Regions from separate parts of the Homo sapiens genome. Here regions 1 and 3 are each linked to region 2. The links are chromatin loops, found by intact Hi-C in ENCODE. Cell type or tissue: B cell. All regions are shown on one strand.

The links. Hi-C counts contacts between places; a loop is a spot of excess contacts. Peaks named below come from ENCODE experiments on the same cell type or tissue, not always from the same donor. Only the 100,000 strongest peaks of a DNase experiment are listed, where the experiment ranks them.
Region 1: it touches region 2 in a loop (23-fold over the local background); 4 of 110 quality-filtered maps call a loop at or near these places.
Region 3: it touches region 2 in a loop (5-fold over the local background); 9 of 110 quality-filtered maps call a loop at or near these places.

What each region holds. Positions count from the first base shown.
Region 1 is chr1:17,202,754-17,210,753 of GRCh38, forward strand. PADI1 (peptidyl arginine deiminase 1) reads left to right here and starts at 2,375. Exons shown (of 16, transcript NM_013358.3): 1 at 2,375-2,556. The coding sequence starts at 2,465. RefSeq lists an enhancer at 7,457-7,958. In B cell, no CTCF peak of the experiment used is centred here; DNase peaks (open chromatin) are centred at 4,478 and 5,468; H3K27ac peaks cover 301 bases.
Region 2 is chr1:17,138,491-17,146,490 of GRCh38, forward strand. It overlaps LOC105376808 (a long non-coding RNA gene), which reads left to right. Exons shown (of 3, transcript XR_947005.2): 3 at 170-465. Among named protein-coding and RNA genes, the nearest start is that of PADI2, 23 kb to the left of the region's middle. In B cell, no CTCF peak of the experiment used is centred here; DNase peaks (open chromatin) are centred at 3,011 and 3,381; H3K27ac peaks cover 280 bases.
Region 3 is chr1:17,234,067-17,242,066 of GRCh38, forward strand. PADI1 (peptidyl arginine deiminase 1) reads left to right here. Exons shown (of 16, transcript NM_013358.3): 12 at 3,248-3,392; 13 at 4,550-4,643; 14 at 5,638-5,717; 15 at 6,569-6,694. Among named protein-coding and RNA genes, the nearest start is that of PADI3, 11 kb to the right of the region's middle. In B cell, CTCF peaks have their summits at 3,146 (motif pointing left) and 3,345; DNase peaks (open chromatin) are centred at 3,155 and 5,547.

The sequences.
Region 1 (8,000 bases), 64 kb after region 2:
ACTGGCCAAGGGCACATCCTACACATCCATGTGGTCTGTTTGAACTTGGCATTCCAGGCTTGATTGATACCTGCCACCCAGTATTATTGTGAGGATTAGGTAAATGAATACATGGAGAGGTCTTAAAACAGTGGCACATGGTGAGGGCCATATATGTGTTTGCATCACCATTATTGTTGTCATCATCACCATCATCACCATCATCATCATCATCATCTTTTTAGACAGCTCTTTATGCACCAGCCTGCCTTTCTTCCTGCCTCCCTTTTTCCTATCGTTCACCTATCCATCTGTCTGTCCATCCATCCATCCACCCACACATCCATCCATCCATCCACCCACACATCCATCCATCCATCCATCCATCCATTTAATCTTCTCTAATGGGAACACACCCATGTGCTCTGCAGGAAACTGCTTGTTCCACTCTGCATTCCATTCCATAAGAAATGGACACGTTTATGTCAATAAATGCTGTTAAACAAAATGACTGAGGTCCTGGTAAATTGAGGTTTGGGGTTTGGGTGATGGAAAACCATCCCTGAACACCTGTTTCCCTGGGTTCTGTATCCATGGGGTAAAATTAGACTTTGTCTTGGTGACTTCAGGTGTAATGAACTTTGCAGATCAATAACATTTGCAATAAGAAAGATGGTTTCAAAAATATCTTCAAAATCAAAAGTAACCAAATAAATGTTTATGCCATTTTACTATTTCCTGCCTCCCTAATCAGGCTGGGGTTCCTGCAGCCAGGGACTGTGTGTCCCCCACATCTTCCATCAGACTGACAACTCCTCAGGCAAGGCTGTTTCTCTCTCTCTCTCTCTCTCTCTTTCTTGCTCTTTGCTGCCCTGCCACCCCAGCCCTGTGGACACTAGAGTTCTGGTTTATGTGCCCCTTTTCCCACTCTGTATAAGAGCCCCCTGGAAGAAGAGGACCACATTACTGAGGATGGGTGTCCTGCGATTCCAGAGCAAACGGCTCTTCTCATCACCCCCAATGCCCGATATGAAGGGAACACGTCACCTGCAATTCACCACCTCTACCCCAAGCTCTAACAGACATCTCATGTCGAACAAGTCCAACAGAGAATGGCCAAGCTCCCTGCCCAGCTTGCCCTCCTGCAGCCTTCCCTATCTCTCTGATGACAACTCCATCCTTCTAGTTGCTCGGGTCCCAAATACTCCAGTGATCGTTGACCACTCTCTCTCACACCCACATCCAACTCATCAGCAAACCTCATCGGCTCTACCTTCAAGATACATTCAGGATCCAACCACTTCCCACCACCTTCCCTGTTACCCTGGGACCAAGCCATGCCATCCCTCGCTTAGATAATGGGAAGAACCTTAATGCACCATCTGATGTCATACACACTTTACTCATTTAACTTCACCTACGGTCTGTCTCCCCCAGAATATAAATGTCGTCAGAGCAGGAATCATGGTCTCTTTTGTTCATAGTTGTATCCCTATCACCTAAATGAGTGCCTGACACATAAAAGATGATTAACAAACACTTGTCAAATTAACAAATGAAGTTCTACAAAGAGCCTCAGAACAGGCTGAAGCTTGCTGTGCTGAGCTGAAAGAAGAGGGATTTTCAGAAATGAGTCCACGCTCCCAGGTCATTGCTCTGAGCTCTTTTTCAAGTTCCCTCCTCTCTGGCTCCCCAAGAATGCTTGCCTGGGGTGGCTTCTGCTGTCTGTGGAGTCTGGGCACAAGGGCCTACCCTCACCTGTTGGGGGGTGGTATTGTGTGGCGAGACGGGTGAACCTGCGTGGAAGTTATAACTCTACCACTTACTAGCAGTGAGACCTGCAGCCATGGTTCTCTTACCTGCAAAATGAGGATAAAAGTCATAATTGTTAGTGTTTTAGTGAACACAGGTGCCAGGAGCTGTGCTAATCTTCTTACACATAACTCATGTCTTTCCCACATCAACACAATGGGACAGGTACTACTGTTACAGCTGCCAACTTACACATGAGGCAGCTGAGTCACAGAGAGGTTAAAAGGTTTGATAAGGATCACAGGTGGTTATAGGCAGAGCCCGCACATAGTCAGCCCACAGAAACACTGACATCATTGTAATAGGGGTTCAGGCACCAGGAGTCTTTGGAGGGGAGGGCAGAGGCTGCTGGGGAGCTCTGGAGGGTCTCCTGTCAGCAGGTGAGTCCTGCTTCGCCCGGGGCCCCCAGTTGAAGCTCCCCTTCCCCATCTCCCAGACAGGCCTTGGGCACCTCCTCCCCTGACCTCCTGGATTGACAGCCCTGAGTGAGGAGGGTGTGGAGCCAGGAGGTGGGGACCAGGCTCAGCCAGGCTAATCAGGTCGCAGGGTGAAATTTAAAGGGAGGAGGAGGCACCAGTCCATCAGAACTCACACTTCTTCCTGGCAAAGAAGTGCCCAGGACGGGAGCTGGGGAGCCAGGGCTGATCTAGGAGGCTGGGAGCCAGGTGACAGGATGGCCCCAAAGAGAGTTGTGCAGCTGTCCCTGAAGATGCCTACCCATGCCGTGTGTGTGGTGGGAGTCGAGGCACATGTGGACATTCACAGGTAAGAGCTGGGAGGCGCTCTCCTGGCTGCAGAGAGCTGGGTTAGAGTGTAAGTCAATGGGGTGGGTGCCTGGTAGACAAGTCAGGCACGTTGGAAAGGATGCTGGCAGGAGATAGCAGAGAAGGTGGAGTTGGCTGTGGAGTCTGGAAGGAAGGAACTAGGGTCTAGTCAGGTCCTCCTTGGGGCCCCAGCTCCTGGGCACTGGGCTCAGGACATTGGCTTCAATCCCCTGGGTAAGAGTCCAGCCTTAGATTTCTAACTCTGAGCCCTGGGGTCAGGCTTTGGGGTCTGGGCCCTGCATTCTGACACCTAGGTAGAACTTGTGTGGAACATCAGATGGCTCAAGATGGGGAAGAGAACTGGTTCCCACCTCCCTCAATTTCTTGCCAAGCCCCCATCTCTTTGAGGTGAAGGGACGTGTGTGGTAGCTTGACCCTTGGAGGTCAGCCAGAGATAACTAGATTGATTCCAATCAGGAGGGAGTGGTTAGGAAATACTCGATGAATTAATATGAAGAGAGAACCTGGAGCAAGACGGCTGGGACTTATGTTTGCTGTGAGATGATGGTGATGACGCTGATTATGGTGATGAACAGTGATGATGGCGATGATGGCGGTGATGGTGGCAATGATGACATCTGAGGGGGCATCAGTAGCATTTGCTTCTCCTGTTGACCCAAATCTTTCCTGTGCTGGCTGTGTCCAGATGGGGACTCGGGGACTCAGCCTTAGTTTCCCTACCTGGCCACTAAGGGAATTGGATTTGGTGATCTCTGGTGGCATTTCCAACTCTGAGAGGCTGTCTATGGATTCCATCCCTGCTGGAGCAGGTGGGGCTGAACCCCTTGCAGATAGGGGGCTCGTGGTGGGAGTCTCCCTCAAAGAGGAGCTGGGTGCTGGGGGTCTGTTACTGGGTGAGATCTGAGCTCCTTTCTCCCTCTTGGGACTCAGCCCCTGTACCTGCTGGTCTGGTTAATGTATGTGGGGCCCAGGGCCAGCTGCCCACCTGGCCTCTGGTGATCCTCTGCTCGAGAAGCCCTTCCTGCTTCTCTGTTGGGCAGTGGTCTGTGACCCCGGTGGCAGGGCTGGGGAGGAAAACCAGGAGCCATGGAAACCAAACCTTGACTCTAAGTTGCTGCTGGGAGCCCCGCTGTGGGGGCTGGTTCTCTCGGGTCTAGGTGGCCAGCAGAGACCCCATTGTCTCTTGCCCTGTTAACATAGGCTTGCCAGATTTAGCAAATAAAAATACAGGATGCCTGGTTAAGTTTGAATTTCAGATAAAAAACAAAAAGCTTTTTTAGTATATTGCATGGGAGATATTTCTACTAAAATAATCTGCTGTTTAGCTGAAGCTGAAGTCTTTTTTTTCTTTTTCTTTTTTTTTTTTTTTTTTTTTGAGATGGAGTCTCGCTCTGTCACCCAGGCTGGAGTGCAGTGGCGAGATCTTTGCTCACTGCAACCTCCACCTCCCGGGTTCAATTCTCTGCCGCAGCCTCCAGAGTAGCTGGGATAACAGGAACCCACCATCACACTCGGCTAATTTTGTATTTTTAGTAGAGACAAGGTTTTGCCATGTTGGTCAGGCTGGTCTCAAACTCCTGACCTCAAGTGATCAACCCACCTCGGCCTCCCAAAGTGCTGGGATTATAGGCGTGAGCCACCGTACCTGGCCACTAAAGCTGAAATCTAACTAGGCATCCCACATTGTATCTGGGAATCTACTTTCACACCAAGAGTAGGAAAAGGGTCCCTTGCAGGCCCCCTTCTTCTTATTTCAGGCTTCTGCTCTCATCTGAGGGCATGGCTGTTTCTAGAAGGTGATTTCAGAACCTCTGGCTCTACACTGTGCTGCTAAGGCCAGAAACATTTCACGGGGAGCCGGGAGACCTGGTCTTAGCTCTGCCACTGACTTCCTGCTGGATGTGGGCCAAGTCACTTGTCCTCTCTGGGTTTCATTTCCTCATCTGAGCCCCCATGAGATGAGCTGAGTCCACTCTGCAGTTCACTGTGGAGGTGAAGTACCCAGACCCTGGAGTTGAACACACTCCATTCTCAGGCTGGCTCCAGGCGTGGCTGGAGCTGCACTTCCGAGCCTCAGTTTCCACATCTGAAAATGAAGAAACAATATAACACCAGTTATAATGGGTTCAGGGGAAGATAAATGAGCCCATGCATGTATAAGACCCCTTGCGCCGTGGGTGCCCTGGCAGTGCGCACAGCTCTGGTAGCTCTGTGAGTCCCCTTTTCTCCAGCATCTGTCCTTTCCCTCACACCTGAGAGGATGGGAGGAGACGAGGACAGCTCAGACTGCAAGTGCTGGGAGCATAGGGTGTCTGTAAAGCTCCTTAGCGTCCTCAAATGCAGGCCCTGGCCCAGCGGAGGGGCAACGGGAAGTTGCCTGGGCTATTCATAGCTGTTGTGCTCTGGTTGGCTCTGGGAGGCAGAGGTTGCTCTGGGATCCTGAGTGAGCACACAGGGCACCTCCATCCAAGAGCCCTTCAGGAACCTTCACCTGGGTGTTGGTGGTGACTATGGTCATAGCTACTGAGAGCCTCCAAACTAGGACACAGAAGTTGATTCTGCAGCATAAGGAAGAGCTTCCTGCTGGCCAGGTCTGCGATGGGCAGGGAAAGAGGGGCATGGAATTGTCAACCTGGGAAGGTTTTTAAGAGGAGCCTGAAGCTCACTCCAGCAGCTGGGCTGGCAGCAGGAGGAAGGGGTTACACTTGATGACAAGTGATGAACTTGGGGCCTCCCCAACCCCTTCACCCAGTGTCTGACTCTAGCTAAGGCCAAGTAAGGGGTTTCTAGTTGGCCTTACTGGTGGGAGGGGGGAAGCCCCCAGAAGAGGAGGTGTTGCCAGTCACCTGAGCTGCTGGGAGTCTGAGCCCTCCAGGAGATGGGTGTGTAGGGATGACATCACAGGAAGTGATTCATTCCCCCAGGGGCTGTGTGAACTGGTTATTTGGAGAAACACTTGTGTTTGGGGTAATTGTGTGCCCCAGGGTGTCCCAGCCTAGGAAACCCTTAGGAATCCTCGACTCAGCATGTGCTGCAGGTCCCATCCCCACACCCCAGTAGGCTAGCCCACCACCCTGTCCACCCCCGACTCCAGTGGGCTAGCTCACCACCCTGTCCACCACCCACCCCAGTGGGCTAGCCCACCACCCTGTCCACCCCTGACTCCAGAGGGCTAGCTAACCACCCTTTCCACCCCCCACCCCAGTAGGCTAGCCCACCACCCTGTCCACCCCCGACTCCAGTGGGCTAGCTCACCACCCTGTCCACCCCCCACACCAGAGGGCTAGCTCACCATCCTGATGACCCACACTCCAGTGGGCTAGCTCACCACACTGACCCCCACACCCCAGTGGGCTAGCTCACCACCCTGATTCCCTGGATCTGGCCAGACTGCCCTGGCTATCCTTGTCCTTGCCTAAGGAGTTCAGGTGGCTCATGCCAATAAAGACAGGGGTGGGAAGTGTGAGGAATCCATCTGCGGTCCTGTGTGGCCCTCCTTGACTGCCCAGAGGCCAGAACCAGAGCCTGAGGCTGGAGACCATAAAGAACCTTTATTCTTTGGGATGCAGAAGGCCGGCCTTGTAGGAGACAGGGACATTCTCCTGCACTTTCCCCCAAGCCTTCCCCACCACTGCAAAAGCAGCAATGCAAGACTGAGTCAGGATCAGACAGCGGTAGAATTGGAGGGGCATAGGGAGAAGGGACTCTGCAGGCCTCTCAGATGCATTTTCTGGAATTCTCTGTATTTCAGAAAATGAAAATGCCAAAACAGAGTTCGAAAACTTGTGGTATGTGTAATGTGTACATCGAGTAAATTAATGCTTTTAACTCGCACAGAAGAACAATGAGGCATAATTGTGCTCCTCAGGGGAAAATTACAGGATTGACACTGACACTAATTTCCAGCGACCGACAGGCTGCCGGCCCCTGGCTGGACACATTCTCTGCTCCGTCCTGTCACTGTGTCACTGCAGCAGGAAGAACACTATTCACCAGAAGAGACATTAAAAGTTCAAGTTTCAGGGTCCCTGGAGAATATGAAGCTGGGGTCCTCCGCAAGTTCCACAGGGCCCTGACAGGCCCGGGGGTTGTAAAAACTGGACTCAGAATGGAAGAGGGTAGCATTCTTGAAACATAAAATATTGACATCACGAAGGGCCTCAGAGGTCAGCCACCCCTTAATTCTGTGGAACTCCCTGCTCCCCTGGGTCCTAGCTGCCACTTGCCATTTTGGGACTGGCTGGGAATCTCTCCCCCTCCCTCTGGCCCCCCAGGCCCTCCGCTTTCCGCCTCCTTACCCCTTCCTGGCATTTCCTGGATCCTAGTCTTGGAATGTCTCCTCACTCTGAGCCTTCTTCTCTTCCCTTCTCAGCTCCCATCCCTTTTACTTCCAGCTGGTCTTTGCAGGCTGTGTGACCTTGGGCCAGTCACTTAGCATCTCTGAGCCTGTTTTCTTCGGAGTGACATCCCTTATTGTTTGTACCTGCGAAGCTGGCACCTTTATTTTTTCCATTTTATTTTATTTTTATTTTTATTTTTGAGATGGAGTCTCACTCTGTTGCCCAGGCTGGAGTGCAGTGACATGATCTCGGCTCACTACAACCTCCATCTCCCAGGTTCAAGTGATTCTCCTGCACTCCTCTGCCCCCCAAGTAGCTGGGATTACAGTTATGCACCACCCCGTATTTTTAATGGAGACAAGGTTTTGCCGTGTTTTCCAGGCTGGTCTCGAACTCCTGACCTCAGGTGATCTGCCCACCTCGGCCTCCCAAAGTGTTGGGATTACAGGTGTGAGCCATCTCACCCTGCCTAAGTTTTTATTTTATTTTATTTTATTTTATTTTTTGAGACAAGGTCTCGTTCTGTCACCCAGGCTAGGGTGCAGTGGTGTGACCATGGCTCAGTGCAACCTCAAACTCTTGGGCTCAAGTGATCCTCTGCCTTAGCCCCCCAAGTAGCTAGGATTACAGGCCTGAGCCACCGCGCCCGGCCAATTTTTTTCCATTTTACCTTGAGGAATTCCACAATCCACAGAATGCGGACATGCTTTGGGGAGAGGATCGGTGACTCACGACTTGGACTCTAAATTCAGGGCCCTATCTCTCAGGGACATTCTGGTCCCCAGCCCCTGTTTATCTCTTCTGGGAAGACCAGTGAGTGAAAGCTGTCCCTCTTCTCCAGCCTCCATTCCTGGCTGGGCAGAGCTCCACTTGGGAGAAAGCTGGTTCAGCCTGCGCCCTCAGCCTGGGCTCTCTGGGCGTGCCCCTCCCCAAGCAATGACAGGGCATAAGGCACCCACTAGTGTGATTTCTGTGAATGAGGGAGAAGACAGGACACAGCCACATCATGTGTGATTCTAGACTCCTGAGAAAATGCCTGAGCCTGCTGAGGGGTCTGGGACATCAGCCATTGCCCTCCCTCAAC
Region 2 (8,000 bases):
GTGCAACCAGCCAGGGCTCTGGAGCCAGCATGCCTCCTGAGGTCTTTAGCTCATGTTGGCTGAGCACCTCTCCTGTGTCAGGCCCTGGGCTAAGTATTTTCTGTGTTACCGAATTTCATTCCCACAACAACCCGTTGAGGGGCGTACTTTTCTTCTTCTCATTTGACAGAAGCTGAGACTGAGGCTCTAAGACTTGAAGGGATTTGCAGACATGAGGTGATTTGTAGGCATGAGGATAAAGGAGGGCTGTGACAGCCACTCAGGAACACAGGAGCACATCCCTGTGCAGGTGATGTTTGGGGAGACCCTTGACAAGGGGCTAGCCTCTCAACAGGGAGAGGTGGGGAGGTGAGGAGTGAAGGGAAGGGCAAGCTGGGCAGAGGAGACCACGGGAGCAAGGCAGGAAGACAGGTCTGGCTTCTGGTGTCTTTAAGGAGTGGATGGAGAGGGTGGAAGGAAAATAGGGCTGGGCTGTGAAGCACCTTGGGCAGCAGCCAGTGGCCAGAAGACAAGGTCGCAGCAGCTAGGAAGCTCAGAGCATGCCTGAGCAATAAGACCCTTGGACGGGAATCAGGCAGGGAGAAGAAGGCTGCTGGGGGTCAGAAGGGATTTGTGCCCCAGATAGGACATGTGTTCCTGGCTTCTAGAAGATCCCCTCCACCCAGGACATTCTGATTTTCCATGGTTCTAAGAATCTGCAAGTTTAACACATTCTGGTTAAATAACTCCACCATTTTAATGGTTTTTATATTTTAACAATTTAGCACCCTAAGATTCCCTAATTCTAACATTTTCAGGGCCTAAGTTCCTGCATTTCTTCCATTCTAAACTTATACTAAAAGACTTAGGAGAGCTGGGTGCGGTGGCTCACGCCTGTAATCCCAGCACTTTGGGAGGCTGAGGCGGGTGGATCACTTGAGGCCAGGAGTTCAAGACCAGGCTGGCCAACATAGTGAAAACCCATCTCTACTAAAAAAACAAAAATTAGCCAGGCATGGTGGCACATGGCTGTAGTCCCACCTACTTGGGAGGTTGAGGCATGTGAGTCGTTTGAACCGGGGAGGTGGAGGTTGCAGTGAGCCAAGGTCATGTCACTGCACTCCAGCCTGGGCAACAGAGGGAGTGAGACTCTATCTCAAATAAATAAATAAATAAATAAATAAATAAATAAAAAGGAAAAAAAGAAAAAGAAACAAAAAGCTTAAGAGAACTTAAAAGCTCAGAGCTTGTATAATTCACACCTTCTGCAGAGTCTGAGCACTTCAGATCATGTAATCTGAAGATTCTATGATTAATTTCAGGAAGGTGCTGAGCATGTGGGTGGGGAAGGCAGGGGGACAGGTCTGGGTGCATAAGTATCACCCTGCCTCTCATGTCAACTTCCCAAGGGCTGGGTACAGAAGAGGCATCAGGAAGTATTTACAGAAAGACTGTTTGGGCAAGAAAGGACAGGTGTCTTAGTCTGTTTTCTGTTTCTTATAACAGAATACCTGAATCTGGATAATTTACAAAGAAAGGAATTTATTTCTTACAGTTATGGAGGCTGAGACGTCCATTGCCAAGGGGCTGCATCTGGTGAGGTCCTTCTTGCTGCTGATGACTCTCTGCAGAGTCCCATAGTGGTGCAGGACATCAGCTGGTGAAGAAGCTGAGTGCTCACAGGCTAGCTCAGCCCTCTCTTGCTTTTCTTATAAAGCCACCAGTTCCTCTCCCATGATCACTTAATGGATCAATTGATGGGTTACCTATTAACCCATTAATTCACTAATCCATGACTGGATTAACCCATTCATAAGGGCAGAGCCCTCATGACCCAATCACCTCTTAAGGGCCCCACCTCTCAGTACAGCCACATTGGGGATTAAATTTCAACATGAGTTTTGGAAGAGACAAATATTCAAACCATAGCAACAGGCCTGGCTTGTGGGTGGAGATGGGGGTTAGGGGTGGTTCTGAGTCAGGTTTGAACGGGAAAAGCTGGGAGGAAACAGTCAAGTGCATTTGCAGGGAAGCCCACACAAAGTTTCAGATAAAAGTTTGAGCATTTGAGTTGGTATTTGTTGGCATGCAACTAAGTGGGACTACAGGTCCAGTTCCATGACTGCTATGAAGCCAGGGTAAAACAAGAATTGGGTTGGCCAACTTTTTCTATAAACAGCCAGAGAGTAAATATTTTAGATATTATGGAGCGAGACATGTATTAAAATCTTTTGGCACAGATGCAGTGTCATTGCCTAATAAGCACAATGTCTTGCTATCTAACTGGATAACAAAATAATGCACACTTCGCTGGGCCTTAAAAATGTGACACTCCACCATTGATGGATAAATAGATAAACAAAATGTGGTATATGCATACATAGAATATTATTCAGCCTTAAAAAGGAAGGAATGGCTGGAAGCAGTGGCCAACACTTCAGGAGGCTGAGGCGGGTGGATCACATGAGGCCAGGAGTTTGACACCAGCCTGGCCAACATGGTGAAACCCCATCTCTACTAAAAAAAAAGACAGAAAATTAGCTGGGTGTGGTGTCACACACCTGTAACCCCAGCTACTTCGGAGGCTGAGGCACGAGAATCGTATGAACCTGGCAGGCGGAGGTTGCAGTGAGCCGAGATTGTGTCATTGCACTCCAGCCTGGGGGGCAGAGCGAGACTCTATCTCAAAAAAAAAAAAAAAAGAAAGGAAGGAAGGGAATTCTGACACATGGTATGATGTAGATGAACCTTGAGGACATCATGCTCAATGAAATAAGCCAGTCACCAAAGGATAGATATCATAGAATTCTACTTCTATGAGGTACTTAGACTAGTCAAAATCATAGAGACAGAAAGTAGGGTGAAATAAAATTTACTGGAGGCCATTGTTTTGGACTAAGCTCCTGTACTAGACCCCAGAGTGGAGTCACTCATGTTAGGTGCCACGTAATCAAACTGACCCTTAAAACAGTCAGCTTTAAAAAAAACAAACAGATTTACAGCAACCAGCAGAGAAGGTCCCAGTCAACCTGAGCTGATGTGATAAGGAAGTCCCCTCTGCTTTCATCCTACAAGAAAAGTAACTTTGAAATGCCCAGTCTACTCTTTGTTCCTTGTTTCTGTTCCCCTTCTGCCACTTTGTGCCCCCAAAGACAACCCCCTCTTCTCATTGGGATGTCTTTTTCTATTTCATCAATGGGATGCTGCCTAATTAATGAATCAATAATAAAAGCCAATGAGTCAACTCAATTCATTGAAATGTTATTTTTTGACAGTGGAATGGTAGTTGCCTGGGGCTGGAGGAGAGGGGAGAATGGGGAGTTCTTGTTTAATGGGTAAAGGGTTTCAGTTTTTCAAAATGAAAAGAGTTCTGGAGACGGATGGCATTGATGGTTGCACAATGACGTGAATGTACCGAACGCTGCTGAGCTATCTAGTTAAAAATAGAGAAGATGGTAAATTTTATGTTGCGTGTATTTTGCCACATGATTATCATGTATTTTTAAAAAGTACAACATTGGAAGTCCACTCTTCTTGTTTTGACATGACGTGTATGCACTGGTTATAAAAAAAGAAAATACTGCCCCACAGCGATGTGCATGCTGTCGACTTGGAGCTGTGGCATGTGGTTCGTAGTGTGCTGAGCAGCCACACAAAGAGATGAGAGCAGTGACTCTCGGTGCCTACTACTGAGCTCTGCCATTGTAGCAGGAAAGCAGCCCAGATAAATGTAACACACGGGCCTGGCTGTGTCCCCATAAAACTTTATTTGTGGACACTAAAACTGAATTTCATTTAATTTTCATGAGAATGTCACAAGATTTTCTTCTTTCAGTTTTTTTTCTCCAACCATTAAAAAAAAATGTAAAAACCATTCTTAGTTCATTCACGGTAGTTGCCGACCCCTGGTCTAAAACATCACATTTCTTGATCATTTGGCCAATTTTTTTTTTCTGAGAATTGACTGTAATTCTATTTAGTAGGAAGGCTCTTTGGAAGGGGTGATATTTGAAGGGAGACTCAAAGGAGGAGGAGAAGAAAGCAGCTTGAAAAGCCAAGAAACCAATATTCCAGGCAGAGGGAAGAGTAAGACAAAAGTGTTTATGCCAGAATGAATCTACCAAACTCAAACTCAGGGACATTCTATAAAATAACTTGCCTGGATTCCAAAAATGACAAAGTCATGAAACAGACAACTGAGGAACTGTTCCACATTAAAAGAAACTACAGAGACATAATGATTGGAGGCAATATATGATATTGGATTTACTTTTGCTAAAACGGGCACCATGTTGACAATTGGTGAGATCCCAAGGAGATCTGTGGATTAGATAGTAGTATTGTATCAGTGTTAATTCCTGACTTTGATTCTTGTACTTTGGTTATCTAAGATAATTCCATACTTTTAGGAAATATACACTCAAGTATTTATGGTAAAGAATATCATGCCTGCAATTTGCCACTAAGTGGTTCAGAAAAATATATACATATGTAGTATAAAAGTATAAAACTATTATATATGCACATGTGTGTATATATACACACATATACGTATGTATGCATACATATGTACATATATCCATATGTATGTGTATGTATGTACATATATCCATATGTGTATATATACACACACAGATACATACATGTGTGAGTGTATATATATATATTTTGGGAAGAGAGAGAGAAACAGAGAGAGAGGGAGAGGGAGAATCCTAGTGTAGTAAGATGATATTTGGGGAATCTAGGTGATGTGGATGATGGGTAGGGTATCTGGGAATTCTTTGTATTATTGTTGCAGTTTTTCTGTAAGTCTGAAATTATGTCAATAGAAAAGATTAAAACAAAGTATAGGATTGATCATTCTATTTTATATGTCTCTTGATCAATATTGAGAAAAAGCCTTCTAAAAAAAGATGGTACTACTTATCTTCTCACCAATGGCAAATGAGAGTGTTTGTTTCTCTATATCTATGCCAATACTGAGTATAATTAATCTTTTGAATCTTTGCTATCGTGTTAGATTAAAAGTAGATCTCATTTGTCTTAGTGGGCATTTCTTTGGTTATAATTGGAGCTGAGCACAATTTTCAATGTGTACTGGCCATCCATATTTTTTCTTTCATGTAAATAGGGAAGCGAAGGGGGCTAGGACCAGACCCTAGGCCCCTTCTACACTTAGAGGAGGAGCCGAGACAGTGTGGTGTCATGGAAGCCAAGGAAAGAAGATGCTTCAAGAAGGAGGGAGGACAACTGTGTCCAAAGCTGCCAAGAGGGCCAGTAAGATGGGGACAGAGGAGTGACCATTGGATTTGATGGCCTGGAGGTCTTAGTTGAGTGTTGGGATGAATGCTTTGTTAGAGTGGGTGGAGGAGAGAATGAGAGGTGACATTTTGAAGAGACGGATTGTACCAACTCTTTAAGGAATTTTGCTATGAAAGAGAGTGGAGAAATTGGGCAGGCACTGGAGGGGGAGGTGACACCAAGGAACAGTGACGCTCTATGTTTGCTTATGGGAATGATTCGGAAAAGAGAGAAACTGGTAATGCAAGAGAAAGCAGAGATAACAGGAGAAATGAAGTTTTTCAAAAGAAGAGAGGGGATGGTATATTCTCCTTAGGTGACCTCATTCAGTTCCACAGTGAAAGTCCCATCCAGGCACCAGGGACTCCCAATTGCAGATTCCCTCTTCACCCTGACACTCCCCTGCACCTCAGTGGCATGCACACACCTGCCTGTTGGAGCTCTCTTCATGAATGGTTGTCTTAGTGCGTTTGTGCTGCTGTAGCAAAAATACCTGAGACTGGGTAATATATAAAGAACAGAACTTTACCTCTCACAGTTCTGGAGGCCAAGCAGTCCAAGATCCAGGTGCCAGAAGATTCAGTGTCTGGTGAGGACTGCTGTCTGCTTCCAAGATGGTGCTTTCTTGCTGTGTCCTCACATGACAGAAGAGTTGGAAGGGGCAAATCAACTCCCTCAAGCCCTTTTGTAAAGATGCTAATCCCATCCTGAAGGTCCCGTCTCTTAATACTATCACATTGGGTCTTAGGTTCCAACATGAATTTCAGAGAGACACATTTATACCGTAGCAATGGTCAGTGGGCACTCAAGCCCAACTTGGCCAAAAATAAAGACTCATGACTTTGGATAAGTTAAGTATTCTGGGCCTCAGTTTCCACATCTGTAAAATGGGGATACTATCAGCATGGACTTTATAGAGTGGTTGTGAGGATTACAGAAGAGAATCCATGTAGAGCAGTGTTCTCACCAGGAATGATGAGTGGGCCTTTTGGCAGTGTCTGGAGACATTTTTTGGTTGTCCAACTCTCTCTCTCTCTTTCTCTCTCTCTCTCTCTGTGTGTGTGTGTGTGTGTGTACGCTCACACATGTATACTTGCATGCACACTAATGGTGTCTAGTGGGTAGGGGCCAGAGATGTTGCTTAACACCCCACAATGTATAGGACAACTCCACAGCAAAAAATGATCTCATCTCAAATAGCAACAACGTAGAGATTGAGAACTCCCTGATGTAAAGCAAGCCAGGCACAGAGGAAAAACTTGGTAAATGTGAGCTCTTACTATTATTTTGAAACTTCTCTCCAAACCAGCTCCTGCCCATCTTCTGCCATTTTCCCACCTAAGAAGAAGTACCACCATCTACCCACCAATTTTTCAAGGCAAAAAATATGTATACACAGTTTCCTTGAGACTTAGTTTCCTCTCATCCCCAATTCCAGTCCATGATTAGCAAATCCCATCAATTTCTATCCCTAAAACATCCTGAATGCTTGCACCTCCACCTCCACCCTTTCCACTTTATGCCAAGTGTTTGTCAATTCTCCCTTGGGCTAATTCAGGGGCCTCCTAACTGGATTCCCTGCTTCTGCTCTCATTTTTGTCGACTCTCCACACAGTGGCCAAAGTGATAGTTTGAAAACGTAACCAGATCACACCCTTCTCCTGCTTAAAATCTCCCAGGTCTTCCTGCCTCACTCAAATCTCAACTCTGTCCCCCGCTTACAGTCCCGCACGCTCCAGCCGGTCCCGTACTCTACACTTTCCTCCTTGCCCACTTCTCTCCAGCCACGCTGGCCTCCTCTTAGCTTCTTAAATATTCCTGGCTCACTCCTTCTTGGAGATCTTGCACTATCTTTGCCGGTCCCTCCTCTGGAAGGCTTTCCCCCCTGGCCATTGCATGGCTGCCCATTCTTGGCATTCAGTTATCAGCACCTCCTTGCAAGACCTTTCCTGACCACCCCTTCTAGAGTAGCTGTGTCACCTCTATCAGATCACCCTATTTTACTTTGCTCCATATACCTGCCATAGGAGAGATATATGTTTATTTGCTTGCCTGTTTCGCCTCACTAGGCCATTCCATGAGAACAGGGACCTTGTCTTGTTCATCATGTACCTCCAGTGTCTAGAGCCATGCCTCGTATGCAGTAGTGGCTCAATGAATCATTGTTGAATTGATTTTACATTATGTGGCTTGCCTCTTTGTGACTTTTACCTATTTTCCTACTGAGTTACTACTCATTTATCTATAAGGTTTCCTTGTTTATTAAGAATATTAACACTTTGTCTTTTGATTCTTTCTTTCTTTTCTTTTTCTTTCTTTCTTTCTTTCTTTTTTTTTTTGAGACGGAGTCTCGCTCTATCACCAGGCTGCAGCGCAGTGTCGCGATCTCGGTTCACTGCAACCTCTGCCTCCCGGGTTCAAGCGATTCTCCTGCCTCAACCTCCGGAGTAGCTGGGGCGCCAACATGCCCAACTAATTTTTGTATGTTTAGTAGAGATGGGGTTTCACTATGTTGGCCAGGATGGTCTTGGTCTCCTGACCTCGTGATCCACCTGCCTCGGCCTCCCAAAGTGCTGGGATTACAGGCGTGAGGCACCATCCCTGCCCTTGTCTTTTGATTCGTAAAAGGTGTTTGCTGAAATAAATGGTGCAAACTTTTAACTGTGATCGTGTAAGTTCCTAGCTGTAGCCACCTGGGTGAAGTGTTCCAGCTTTGCAAT
Region 3 (8,000 bases), 96 kb after region 2:
GGAAGGAGCACAGGCTTTGGAATCAGATGGACTTGGGTTTGAGTCCTGGCCCTGCCACTTGCCAGCTACATGATTTGGGATGAGTCCCCCAAACCAGTGTATACCACAGTGCCTGGCACACAATAGGTACTCAATTAATTCACTTAAAAATATTTATTGTATGCCAGGCACAGTTAAAGGTACTGGGGATACATCAGTGAACAAAACAGATGCATTTTAAATGAGCAAATTATTTTGTACTCCATGCCTCAGTTTCCTTATCTTTAAAACGGGCCTGATGAAAATCCCAGTCCTAGCTACAGAATCAGCATTACTGGGGATAAAGAATTCGTGTCAACCACCTCTTGAATGCTTAGGTATTTTTCATTTGGCCCCAGTAGTGGGGCTGCTTCAAAGCAGGTTGGAACTAACTGGAAAAATGTATTGACCAGCTACTACCTACTACATGTCACACCCATAGTGCTTTCCCCAGGCTACCTCATTTAATTTCTACAACAACCCTGTGAGACTGAGACCATCATTATCCCCACTTTACAGATAAGGAAGCTGAGGCTTGGAAAAGTTAAGTTACGTGCATTCTTTCATACATTCATTTACCAGTTCAGTAAATATTTATGGAGACTTCCTATAGGCCAAGCCCAAAGTCTAATGCTGGGGATACAGAAATGGCTGAGGAGCTTGCCCTTGAGATTTAGAGTCTAATGAGGGAGACAGGCAAGCAATGGATCAGAGAGGGGATCACATATCATCCCACGTGCGTTGTCCTAGAAGGCTTCCTAGGGGCAGCCAACGATATTGACGCTTCTTTGCGAGGCCAAGGTGGGTGGATCACCTGAGGCCAGGAGTTTGGGACCAGCCTGGCCAACATGGTGAAACCTCGTCTCTGCTAAAAATACTAAAATTAGCTGGGCCTGATGGTGCACGCCCATGGTCCCAGCTACTTGGGAGGCTGAGGTAGGAGAATTGCTTGAATCCAGGAGGCAGAGGTTGCGCTGAGCTAAGATCAAGCCACTGCACTCCAGCCTAGGTGACAGAGCAATACTCCGTCTAAACAAACAAATAAATGAAGGAAAGAAGGAAGGGAGGGAGGGAGGGAGGAAGGGAAGGAAGGAAGGAAGGAAAGAAGGAAGGAAGGGAGGGAGGGAGGAAGGGAAGGAAGGAAGGGAGGGAGGGAGGGAGAGTGGGAGGGAGGAAGGGAAGGAAGGAAGGAAGGAAGGAAGGAAGGAGGGAAGGAAGGAAGGAGGCAAAGTAGTGTGGAGTGGACCATGTTGCAGGCAGAGGGAAGCGCTCAGGCAGAAGCCTGGAAGCCAGAGAAGGTACAGCTCAAAGGAAAAGTCGAAAAAACTCGGTATGGGTGGCATGTAGATGGGCAGGGATGGACCGGTAGGACCTCAGGCAGGAGGGGGCTCTGCGGGTCCAGCTGGGGACAGAGTTCAGGGAGAAACCATTCTGTTCAGATGCCTCATGGGGCAGTTCTCTCCTCCAGGATCCTTGGGACCTGGGCTCAGGAGCAGAGAGCTCAGAGGATGCAGGCTCAGGGGCGGAGAGCCGGAGGATGTAGGCTCAGGGGCAGAGAGCTCGGAGGATGCAGGCTCAGGGGCAGAGAGCTCAGAGGATGCAGACTCAGGAAGGGGAGGGGCTCCTTGGTGTTCTCCAAGGACTTTGCTCCCTTCTCTGTCCCAGGCTCCTGCCCCAGTCTCTATATCACACTGCAACACATGGACATCCTTACCTGTCTGCTCCCACAAGCCTCACGAGCCAGTGAGCCAAGCCAGGAACCTTCTCTCAAGGGTGCAGGGGTCTGCTCTGGGAACTCCCAGGCACAGAGCAAGGACCCCACATGGGAAAGTGAGGGGTCTCCTGTGTGGACGTGTCCCCATTCCATTGGCTGTTGGACTGAAAACCAGGAATGAGGCCTTTGGTGGATAGATAGGACCTGAGGTTTGAAAAGGGTTGGCTACGTATTAGGACCACATAGCAAGTTAGCAGTACGGTCAGAACCCAGGTCTCCTTCTACCTGGGCTCCAAACTCAAATTTAGCACCTCAGGCTGCTGTCCAGTGACCCTGCCTTGGTTTCTGACCTTAGCAATGGACAAACCAGACAACCAAACATTCCAGCAGAGAGAAACAGACAATAAGTGAACAAAACAAATAAGTACCTCCAATCATATGTATGAATATAGTATGAATGCATGAACAAATGCATATAACTTTAATTTTCTGGGACTCAACTCCCTCACCTGTAAAATGGGGACAGTAATAGTCCCAACCCCACAGGGCTGTCATAAGGATTAAATGAGGTAGCCTGGGTAAAGCATGTGTGTGGCACATGTCAATAAATGTTTGTCTCAGCTTTGCTGAGAGTCTGCTGTTTAAACAAAGCCTTGAAGGAAAAGAGGCAGTTAGGCCAAGCACAGTGGCCCTCACTTGTAGTCCCAGTGCTGTGGGAGGCCGAGGTGGGGGGGTCGCTTGAATCCAGGAGTTTAAGACTAGCCTGGGTGGCATGGCGAAACCCACCTCTACAAAAATTACAAAAATTAGCCGTGCGTGGTGGCACATACCTGTTGTCCAAGCTACTCAGGAGGCTGAGGTGGGAGGATCACTTGAGCACGGGAGGTTGAGGCTGCAGTGAGCCATGCACTCCAGCCTCTAGGCTGGGCAACAGAGTGAGTGAGACCTTGTCTCAAAAAAAAATTAAAAAAGAGAGAGAGAAAGAAAGAAAAAAAGAAAGGAAGGAAGGAAGAGGAAGAAAGAGAAAAGAAGGAAAGAAAGAAGAGGCAGTTAAAGATGTGGCTACTTAGGAGAATATTCCAGGGTGTAGAAACAGCTGTGCAAAGGCCCTGAGGCAAGAGCAGGCTGGAGACAGCAGATCAGCAGGGAGGCTGGTGGGCCTGGAGCCAAGTGAGCAAGGAGGGGCGCAGTGGGGAGTGAGGCCAGAGAGCTTGGCCGAGCACGCTTCAGATGTAACTTGGAGCTGGTATTTCTATGTATATCATAGGGTCATCAGGAGGCTTAAACAAGACACTTACTGCGAGGACCCTAAGGACAGCACACAGTAGGTGCTCAAATGCACACACAAATGCACAGTCCATTCTCTGCTGTCTTGGCTTCTCCACGCTCTACGCCCCACGTTTAAAGCGTTCTTTGAGCAATTCCGCCCCCTGGTGGCAGATCTGATGATGACTCAGGCAAGGCCTGATGCCTCTCAGGCACAAGGTGACTGCCCGCCCTCTCCCTCCTGGCCAGGTCCGGTGGGCGGCAGATGGCCAGGGCAGTGCGGAACTTCCTGAAGGCACAGCAGGTGCAGGCACCCGTGGAGCTCTACTCGGACTGGCTCTCTGTGGGCCATGTGGACGAGTTTCTGACCTTTGTGCCTACCTCTGACCAAAAGGTGCGTCCCCTCCTTCCCTGCCTGAGCCACCTCTGCCCTTGTCTGACCTGATGGGATGAGTCAGGGCAAAGCCATCTGGAACCAGCTCAACCCTGTGCCCCGAGTAAGCTCTGGATTGGGACATTTTCTGGGTCAGGGCACCCTGACACGCTCATCCTCACACTTCCAGGGTATTTGTGCTTGGACCCAAATCCCTTATCCAATAGTCAGGAATGATATTGATAATAATTGGTAATATTTATTGAGCACCTACTATGTGCCAGATACTCACATGTTTTAATTCATTTAATCCTCCAACAAGCCCGTCAAGTGGGTGCAATTATTATTGTCCCATTTTACAAGCGAGGAAATTGAGGCTCAGAAGGGCAATTAACCCATCCAAGCTCACCCAGCCTGCAGGTGTCAGGATAGGATTCAAATCCGGGTTCTGGGCCTCTACAGTAAGCCTTGCAGAGGTGGCTTGGGAAGGCATGGCCAGGGAGCCAGCAGCCTGGGAGAGGAGGCTTCCCAGTGACCAGTGGTTACAGCTCTGCTAGGGACAGCTCTGACAGTGAAGGAGGAGACATCTGAATTGGGTATTTTGTTTGTTTTTTGTTTGTTTGTTTTTCGAGACAGAATCTTGCTCTGTTGCCCAGGCTGGAGTGCAATAGCGCGATCTTGGCTCACTACAACCTTCACCTGCTGGGTTCAAGCGATTCTCCTGCCTCAGCCTCCCAAGTAGCTGGGATTACACCACCATGCCCAGCTAATTTTTTGTATTTTAAGTAGAGACAGGGTTTCACCATGTTGGCCAGGCTGGTCTCAAACTCCTGACTGCAGGTGATCTGCCCACCTTGGCCTCCCAAAGTGCTGGGATTACAGGCGTGAGCCACGACACCCAGCCCTGAATTGGGCCTTGAAGGAAGAAATCAGAATGCCCTGGTGGGCAAAATGCGAAGGGCGTCCAGGGAGGGAGAACAGCACAGACAAAGTTCTGGAGGTGGGAACCTGCTTGGAGGACTGGGAGAGTTGCAGACAGTGCTTTGTGGCTGGGGTGTAGACCGAGTGGGAGAGGGGAGTCCCAAGAACTGTCAGGCCCCTCCTGAGTCCTGAGTCTGGGGTCTCCTGTGTCTAAGGGGACCCTGTCCACTGAGCCATTCTCCCTCCCTCCGTGCCAGGGCTTCCGGCTGCTCCTGGCTAGCCCCAGCGCTTGCCTCAAACTCTTCCAAGAGAAGAAAGAAGAGGGTTATGGGGAGGCAGCCCAGTTTGATGGTGAGTGCCAATGACCCGGTCACCCCTGGGGGACCCTGCCCTTTCATCACCATCCTTGGGTACAGCCCCTGCACCTGCAGATCTCTCAGCTGGACTCAGAACCCAACACCCACTCTCTGTTTCTTGGGTCCCCAGGTCCTCTGATGGGTGGGGGAGTTCCTGGGCCACACCCCAGGAGAGGAAAGGCACAGGAAGTCATGAGTGCCCCAGGTGCCGGTCAATGCCAGGCATGTTCTTGTTCTCACTCCCCTTTGATCTCTCTCCCCTCTTCCTTATCCCTGTTCACAGAAGTGGAAACTGAGGCTCAGAAAGGTGAATTGGCTTGGACAGGGCTATGCAGCCAGGGAGCAGCAGGGCTGGGGCCTTGAGAGAGGAAGGAGGAGAAGCCAGGCTTGGTCAGGGCCCCTCTGCAGAGCTTCCTGCAGGAGCTAACAGACCCTCCAAGGGCTTGGTTGGCCCATCTCCCCTCCTTATCACAGCCTCAGTGTTCTCATCTGGGGAATACCTGGGGAATAGAGCATTGGAATGGATGTGGTGCAGACATCCACAAGGATAGCCCTGAGTTCAAATCCTGATCTTGGCATTTGCTGGCTGTGGTATCAAGGGTGTGTTCTGAACCTCTCAGTGCCTCAGTTTCCTCTTCTCTGAGTTGTAGATGATAATTAATCCCTCCTATAGTTGCTTTAAATATTAATAATACATTAAGTAGGATGCCCAGAGCATGGCAGACATTCAATAATGGTAGCTGTGCCATAATTATTAGGCTCCAAGTCCAGAGTCACTTCCTGAGGGGTTCCTTATCCATCACCAGGTTTTCCTTGCAGCCATGGCTTGGTCCCTTCAGGGGTTCTCAGTCTCTGGCTTTCTCTGTCCTGGCTTCTGACCCTGGCACTGAGGTAGGAGGGAAATCCTGGCCTGGATTATGTAGCCCCAGGCTGAAGACGGCCTCCAGGCAGTGCTCCCTGAGCTATGTACTGTCTTTCTCTTCTTGCAGGGTTAAAACACCAGGCAAAAAGAAGCATTAATGAGATGCTGGCAGACAGACACCTCCAGAGAGACAATCTTCATGCACAGGTGAGAGGCAGGACCACCAGCTGCTCTAAGGGGTCCTTTCCCTTCCAGGGAGAAGAAGCCCCAGGAACTGGGTTGGGTCAGAGATTCAGCGCTGGAGCTCTCATGGTCCTGGGGGCTGCTGGGGCCTGCAGGTGGGATAGAGCCTCTGCCTTCAGGAACCCACAGTCTGATGGAAGAGACAGAGCCATGCCCTCAGAGAGCTCCCAGCCTAATGAGGGAGACCCGGCCCCACGCTGGGGCAATGACCTATTTTCACAGAAGCAAATCTGAGCCTCTCATCTGAGAAGTCTGGTGAAATGCGAGAGACACGGTGGGGAAATAGGACCTTGAGGGGCCCAGAGGTGGGGTGGGTAAGATTCAGGGGGATCCTGTGGGAACAGGTGAAGCAAGGTGTCAGGAAGGGGCAGGGCTCACCCCAAGGATAAAAAATGCCTGCCCCATGCAAGGCGAAGGGGCTAGCACAGAGTCGGTGCTCAGTTAATGGCAGGAGGGCCCTTACCCCTTCCCGGTAGTGCCCAGCGCTTTCTCCTAAGCTGCTGAGAAGGGACAGGAGCATCAGCCATGCTGTGGCTGGGGCTGGGACAGTGTGTTGTGCTGACAAGAACATTTGCATCCAGAAACTGCCTGGGTTCGAACCCCAGCTTTGGCACATCCTAGCCTTGTGCACTTGAGCAGGTTGCCTGAGCCTCAGTTTCCCCCGGACAGCAATGGTTTCTATTGCACAAAGCTGTTGTGAGGCTTGAAGGAGCTAGCGGGCCCAGAGGGCTCCACACGGGCCCAGCGCACAGTAGGTGCTTGGCCAGTGTTATGCTCTTCCTAGTCCTGGGCTGCCCAGCTGCCTCCTTCCCCAGAAATGCATTGACTGGAACCGTAATGTGCTGAAGCGGGAGCTGGGCCTGGCAGAGAGTGACATCGTGGACATTCCCCAGCTCTTCTTCCTGAAAAACTTCTACGCGGAAGCCTTCTTCCCAGACATGGTGAGAGCCCTTGTGCAGGGTCCTGCTGGGGGGTCTGCGGGGCTCTGAGAAGAAGCACTCCCTGGCCCAGGGCAGGCTGGTGCAGAGGCTGGAGGGCCCTGCGGACCTCTCCAGTGTCTGTTTTTGTGAATATAGAGAACATTCCCATCAGTGGCTCTCAACCAGGGCAATTTTGCCCCCAGGGGATTTTTGTTGCCGCAGTGAGGTGCATGCCCCTGGCATCTGGTGGGTAGAAGCCAGGGATTTCACTAAACATCCTACAGAGCATAGGATGCCCCGCCACAAAGCACTTTTTTTTTTCTCACCCAGATGGAAAAAGAAAGCGTGGTTTGGTTCCAAGTGTTTCAGGCTTCTGTCTCTGGGTCTCAGCTGCCTGCTGTGTTCCCCACCACAGCCCCTCGCTTGCTGCTCCCCAGTGGGGGTCCTGTGTCAGGCGGTGCAGGTGGGGTGGGCGGTGGCCTCGCTGACTCTCATTAACAGGGCAGCTGACAAGGAGATGAGCAGATGTGATCTCAACTGGGAAGGGCCTGAGCGATGCTATCGGGGTGGGCCTGGCCCAAGTGCCCATTAACCTCTTGGGAAAGGATGTTGGGGTGTTGGCAGCTGGCAGGGATGGTCCCCCGGGATGGGGATAGACCCTCTTTCTTCAGACTGCGGTCTTTAGCTTGAATCCCTCTCTTGGGACAAGCCGAGGGTTGGAAGTGAATGTCGGAATCGGGATGGAATCAGGGTTGGAAGTGAAAGTCGGAATCGGGATGGAATCAGGGTTGGAAGTGAATGTCAGAATCGGGATGGAATCAGGGTTGGAAGTGAATGTCGGAATCGGGATGGAATCAGGGTTGGAAGTGAATGTCGGAATCGGGATGGAATCAGGGTTGGAAGTGAATGTCGGAATCGGGATGGAATCAGGGTTGGAAGTGAATGTCGGAATCGGGATGGAATCAGGGTTGGAAGTGAAAGTCGGAATCGGGATGGAATCAGGGTTGGAAGTGAATGTCGGAATCGGGATGGAATCAGGGTTGGAAGTGAATGTCGGAATCGGGATGGAATCAGGGTTGGAAGTGAATGTCGGAATCGGGATGGAATCAGGGTTGGAAGTGAATGTCGGAATCGGGATGGAATCAGGGTTGCAAGTGAATGTCGGAATCGGCATGGAATCAGGGTTGGAAGTGAATGTCGGAATCGGCATGGAATCAGGGTTGGAAGTGAATGTCGGAATCAGGATGCAGGTTGCAGGAGGTGGGGAGGGTCAGTGTGCTTTCCTGACTCCTCATGGGGAGATTCCAGCCTCTAGGTCCTGGCAGAG